Regions from separate parts of the Homo sapiens genome. Here region 1 is linked to region 2. A link is a contact called in ENCODE Hi-C or POLR2A ChIA-PET data. All regions are on one chromosome and are shown on one strand. Each heading gives the region's core, a stretch centred on a gene start or an enhancer-like site at or near the end of the contact. The rest is flanking DNA. Distances are from core to core; before and after follow the strand shown.

Evidence for each region. Hi-C counts contacts between places; a loop is a spot of excess contacts on that map. ChIA-PET counts read pairs that join two places held with the same protein, here RNA polymerase II (POLR2A). Pooled maps may share reads with other maps.
Region 1: a loop to region 2 is called in a map of PC-3, with 2.9 times the contacts of the local background. The contact joins the enhancer-like site here to the promoter of NOX3 in region 2. A Hi-C loop is called at or near these places in 4 of 168 maps with a recorded cell type or tissue (HepG2, PC-3 and mammary epithelial cell) and 4 of 50 pooled maps. POLR2A ChIA-PET finds 5 or more read pairs at or near these places in 5 of 52 experiments (BJ, HepG2, OCI-LY7 and 2 more).

The regions. Positions count from the first base shown.
Region 1 is chr6:155,493,750-155,496,618 of GRCh38, forward strand. No RefSeq gene overlaps it. Among named protein-coding and RNA genes, the nearest start is that of NOX3, 39 kb to the left of the region's middle. Within about 2 kb of position 1,467, at least 10 of the 41 ENCODE cell types and tissues checked have a DNase peak (open chromatin) inside an H3K27ac peak, as active enhancers do.
Region 2 is chr6:155,454,305-155,457,168 of GRCh38, forward strand. It overlaps NOX3 (NADPH oxidase 3), which reads right to left and starts at 1,535. Exons shown (of 14, transcript NM_015718.3): 1 at 1,449-1,535; 2 at 730-825; 3 at 507-617. The coding sequence starts at 1,496.

The DNA.
Region 1 (2,869 bases), core at 217-2,716, 39 kb after region 2:
ATGGTAAGCCTCTTACTTCCTACATGCAAATTCAATTCGCCTGAGCTGTTTTGCGGCTTATGCCAGACGTCTTGAGTCATCTCCCCAAGCAAATAATGTAAGCAGTTCTTTCAACATTGAAATGTGGATTTATTCTAGGACCGGAGACATATTACTAGTATTTTCCAGCACTGGCTCTAGGCTAGACAAATAAAGTTTACTTTTAAAAAGGTCAAAAGCACTTTCCAGACTCAAAGTCTCACTCCTTTCAAACTTCTAGGTCACCTGATGCTTGCAACATCATGTACTTATGTTAAATATTGAAGGTCTCTGATAAAATATAATAATATCAGAAAAGGCTAAGTCACTCTGTTATATTCACTTATTAGCCCAAATTAGTCCATATTCACTTATTAGTCCAAATTCACATTATATTTCTTACCAACCACCTAGTAGGGATTTAAAAAAATATTATAGGTAAATGATAGAGAAAGTAAGGGCTCTCCTTGAACAAGTAAGGCAGTGACCAAAAGAAGGCATTGGGAAGAATGGAGTACTTTCAGGAAATAACACCTTGATGTTTTCTTTGTGCTTTCCAGTCAAGTTGATGAATAGATAAGTAAACAAATGGCTTAATTCATAGTTAAAACTAACGCACATACTTACTACCTAATTTTAGCTAGCGTCTTGGGATATTCAATGAATTTGAATGTTATTTTTAATATTTGATTGGCTATATCTGTAAACCATAGACTTCTGTTTCAACTTCAGAGCACGGAACAATGGTTGGAAGTAACAGATGTTTTTTTCCCCACCAGAAGAAAGAAGTATAAGAAAATATACTTCTGCTCCTCAAATAAATAAAGGGTCAGTTCACAAAGTATTGAGTTACCTGAAGCCTGAGTAACCATGGAGTTTGTTTCACTGGTCTGCTGGGTAGATGGGATTTAGATATCAATTGGGTGGCTGGACTAAAGCGATCTTTAAAATTCCTCGCAATTTTGAGATCGTTTGCCAGAAGAGTGCTGAGGACGATAAAGTGATCATATTAAGAACTTAAGCCTGAAGAAAGTGGCTAAAATAACTCAATATGCTTTACATGTCTTAGCTAAGTGATGAATTGGATAGATGCAATACCTCTTGACTGCCAGCTGAAGGGTAAAAAGAAGGATAGGATTATATATAGTGCCAAGAGGAGGTATAATGAGAAATAATACTATGAAATTTACTAAAGGAAACTGAGATCTGAATTAGAAACATTTTTTCAAATTAGAGCTTCAAAATCTAATGTGTTTTGGCACCGTCTCCCAAGGGCAGCCAGAGAAGGCCTTTGAAGAGCTCTGTGCAGCCTTGGTTGGAGCCATTTAAGCAACATGCCCTTTAGAAAATAAAAAGCCTTTCCGGAGGACAGGGGGAAGGGTTGTGCAATTTCTTTCAACACAAAATATTTTGATGTGAGGATTTCTCCTTAGGTTTATCTTCCTCAGACCATTTCTTCTGTAAACAGGCTGCAAGCAGACCCAGGCTTGACACACACAGGCTGCAAATTAAGAAGAATCCTGGGGGAATGCCTGAAACAGCGCTCCAAGCCTGCTCCCTTGTGGTCATGGGGTTAGCAAGACAGCAGCCATGTCTTTGGATAGTTTCTGCCCTCTTTCCTTTTGGAAACTTGGTTTGGAGGAAGCCTAGGCACCTCTGCGTGCCGTTCTTCTCTCCCTTCCCCTTAAGCTAGTACTTCCAATTTTTGTCTGGTGACCCTCAGGCCAGCAGAGGTGGGGAGAGGAGAAGCCTGCCTTTTCCCCTCACGGTTGGAGCTCGGTGTTTCCTGATTATTGAAGCCCACTCGCTTTGCTTTTCCCTCCCTTTTCCCGGGGCCAGATCTGTTCTTCACTTCTCTGGCAAGTACACTCGCCGGCTCACTTGCCTTTTCTGAATCAAAAATGCCACCTCTTCACTTTTGTTTAAAATAGGGAGGCAGCAGCTCAATATATCTGATCAATATTAGGAGCCAAGAACCCCTGGGTCTGAATCAGAGCCCTGGATCTTTCTCACTGTATAACCTAACTTAACAACCATGGACAAATCATGGAAACACTCTAAAGCTCAGATTCTTTATTTGTAAACTGCGGATGTCCTATTTTTCTCACAAACTACCATGGGGATCAAAAGTGATGATATATGTATATGTAGTTTTGGTGGTAAAGTTCTATGTTACTGTTAGTTACTATTGTTCCCAATAAACTGGGTACATCTTTCTTTGGCCTGTTGTATATACAATAACCTCCCAGTGGGACTTTGTCCCTCCTAATAAGATCTAAGTTCCGCAAGAGGGAAAGGATGTTTACTGCCCTATTCTTTAAACCTATAGAAGTGTTCAGAAGGCCATGAGCATCTTTGAGGGCTAAAGAAATCTGAGGGAAGCTAGGAGGTTTATCTATTCTTTGGTAGACAAGGGGCGAAAGAAATCCATGTCCTGTGGCCATGGGAATGGAAGAGGGCAGTACAAGATCAGGACAGGTGGATGAAAGGAAAAAGGGGACTTAGTTTTAGATTTAGGTGCTTCTGGACTTTCTCTGATAGCAGGTATTATAGGCTAAATTGGTGTCCTATCTCCCAAATTGATGTTGAAAGCCTAACCCCCAGTATCTCAAACTGTGGCTGCATTTGGAAACAGGGCCTTTAAAAAGGTAATTAAGTTAAAATGAGATCATTAGGGTGGGCCCTAATCCAGTATAACTGGTGTCCTTCTAAGAACAAGAAATTTGGACACAAACATGTACAGAGGGAAGACCACGTGAAGACACAGAGAAGCATACAAAGGAATGAAGTACTGATGCCTACTGCAATCCACAAGCCACCCAGAACTGTGAGAAAATGGATTTCTATTGTT
Region 2 (2,864 bases), core at 285-2,784:
TGCATGCTATTTTGTTTGACAGGAAGCACAGGTAAGTTCCCAACACAGTGAAATCAATATAATTGAGAAATATCCCATTATGTTTGGTAGAGGTTAAAATCTACATAATAAAATCTATGTACTGTGATTATGCTTTTGTGGGTGAGAACCCAGAGAGATGTTTCCTGGTGGCGTTTGTCTCAAAAGCTTATCTGTCTTCTTTCAGTCAGAAACAATGATGGTTCCAGCTATTATAATGCTTCCATCTTCATGGGGCAAATATATCAGGAAACTGTTTAGCAATGAGTTGAGTGTCATGTAGGAAATCAATGGCAACAGCCAAAGCCAAATCAGATAGATGTACTGATTACCGTTTTTCTGTCTTAGCCTTTCTGTTATCTCTAACAAAGAAACCCAAGTTTAAACAGAATTACTGAGAATTTCATAATAAAGTACATTTTTTTTCAATGGCACTTATATGAGGAAGTCGTAACAGTTGAGATTATTTCAGATATTTTAGTACTTACAATACTTGTTCCTCTTATGAATGAAATAAGGTTTCGACTGACAGGTATTAGAATTAGCATGCAGTTAAAATTCAGGCACAGTGCGGATGCTCGTGCCCAAGCCAGTGTTGACTGTCCACATGTAAAGACATAAAAAAGAGATTCAGGGAAAACAAGGATCCAGGGAAAATAAAATGCATTTTGTTTTCTGAAAAAATAATGTTTAATCATAAACTGTACTTACACCCAAAATAACTCGTGTGTAATGGAAAGACTCCTCCTCTTCATACCAGTAGAACGTGTCAATAAACAGATAAAAATTTATTCCCAGCCATGAGAGCTAGAGTAGAAAGGAAAGAGAACCAATGATTACTACCTTCAAGCTTTTTCTCTATTCAAAATCACTTGGGGTTCTTCTTTTAAAGTGGAATGAAGAGCTTCTCAATATTAATCAGAATTACTCCACATATTTATTTCTCATAGATTAGTTTTTAATAGGATTATGATGGTAATACATTATTACCTTTATTAAAAAGATTTTAAACACATATGAGTCAACTTTAAGTGATTTAATGAAACTACAAAACCTTCTTAATCAACGTTGCTTGACAATGATGTCAAGAAGGAAGAAATCTTTAAAAACAACTCCGAGAGTTCTCTAGAAAAGTTCCAATTTCATAGTCTAATTCAAAGACTTCATTTGATTTAGAGAAACACTCATACATTATGCAAAAACAAACTACTTGACTTTAAAAATAATTAAAAATGAGCTCAATCGGAAAACAACTTTGCATGATTCTATAAGGGGAAATTAAATACATCTACTGAATGTTTTCTAACAAGTTTTAGTCTTTTAACTAGAGTAATACTTCAAGCTATTTAGCGTTCCTATACAAGTTTTCCTAAAAATCAAAGACTATTCAATCTATATATTTAAAGTTGAATAACAAAAATGATACTTACTACTAATATGGTGGAGAGACCCTCATTCAAAATCCAGCACCCCATCATGATACTTGTTGCTCTTCGGCTGTCAGGAAATTTCTTCTCCCTCACCTGTGTCTGGATGTTGGGTCGTTAGTAAGGGCTTCCCTAGTAAATTATTTTGTCTTTGTGTCATAGGAAGCACCTGCAGGGAGCAGCTCTCGAGGAATTTCTAATTAAGGACTTCTTGCCAAAGGCACATCACCACACTGACATGCCTCATGACCTGGGTAAATACAAGGCAAGTCTCTGTCTAATGATTCCTTTCGTCAGAGATTTTATAAGAAAAGAAAGCTGGTTTTATTAAATTGTCCTCATGTACTTTATACCCGTTCATTTTCTACATGATTGCAGTCAAGATGATAGTAAGTCTTTATGTAAATCTGAGAAATAACCTAAGTGCTGAAGGCTGCATATAGCAAAGCTCTTTCTCTATTTGTTATTTTTTCCACTTTTTTTTTTTTTTTTTGAGACAGAATCTTGCTGTTTTACCCAGGCTGGAGTGAAGTGGTACGATCTGGGCTCACTGCAACCTCTGCCCCCTGGGTTTAACGGATTCTTCTGCCTCAGCCTCCTGGGTAGTTGGGATTACAGGTGTGCACCATCACGCCCGGCTAATTTTTGCATTTTTAGTAGTGATGGGGTTTTGCCATGTTGGCCAGGCTGGTCTGGAACTCCTGACCTCAGGTGATCCACCTGCCTTGACCTCCCAAAGTGCTGGGATTACAGGCGTGAGCCACCGCAACCAGCCATATTTTTTCCACTTCTTTAATTCCTTTTCCCCTCTTTCAAAAAAGCTCTCTATAGAAGACAAAGAGTGTGGGCTAAATGAACATGAATTAAACCGTCTTTCAGAAGATGGTGGAAAGAGATTCTAAAAAACATAAGATAGAAAACTCTCATATAAATCTAAAAGTGTGACTATAAAAAATGAACTTTTTTGTGGGACTGATGTAATACGTGTCATTAATCACACTTGGTGCACCCATGAGGCAAGTGCAAATATCCTTTCATACTCCAGTCACCCCAGGAGTGGCTGCACGGGAAGCCTCGTCTATCTCTGATTTTGTGTAAGTCATAGTTGTTCAATATAGTGACCATAATTCTACTCTGCTAGGCAAAATTGTCCTAACTGAAGCAATTTTCTGGCTGGTTTTGGCCCAAATATTTCCTTTAAATTTTTTAGACAAGATGAAAATAGGAGGAGAATCAATTTTGGAAAATCAAATCTCTCCTGTTAAAAACCTGGTAAGAGTAAGAATTGTGAATATTCATTTATCTTTATTTACCCAGGTACTATTAGGTTAAGGACTTTTCAAGTATTGTCAGTTAAATCATACATGGATTCTGTCAGGTCGATATTATGAGCCCCGTTACAGAAATGTGGAAACAAGC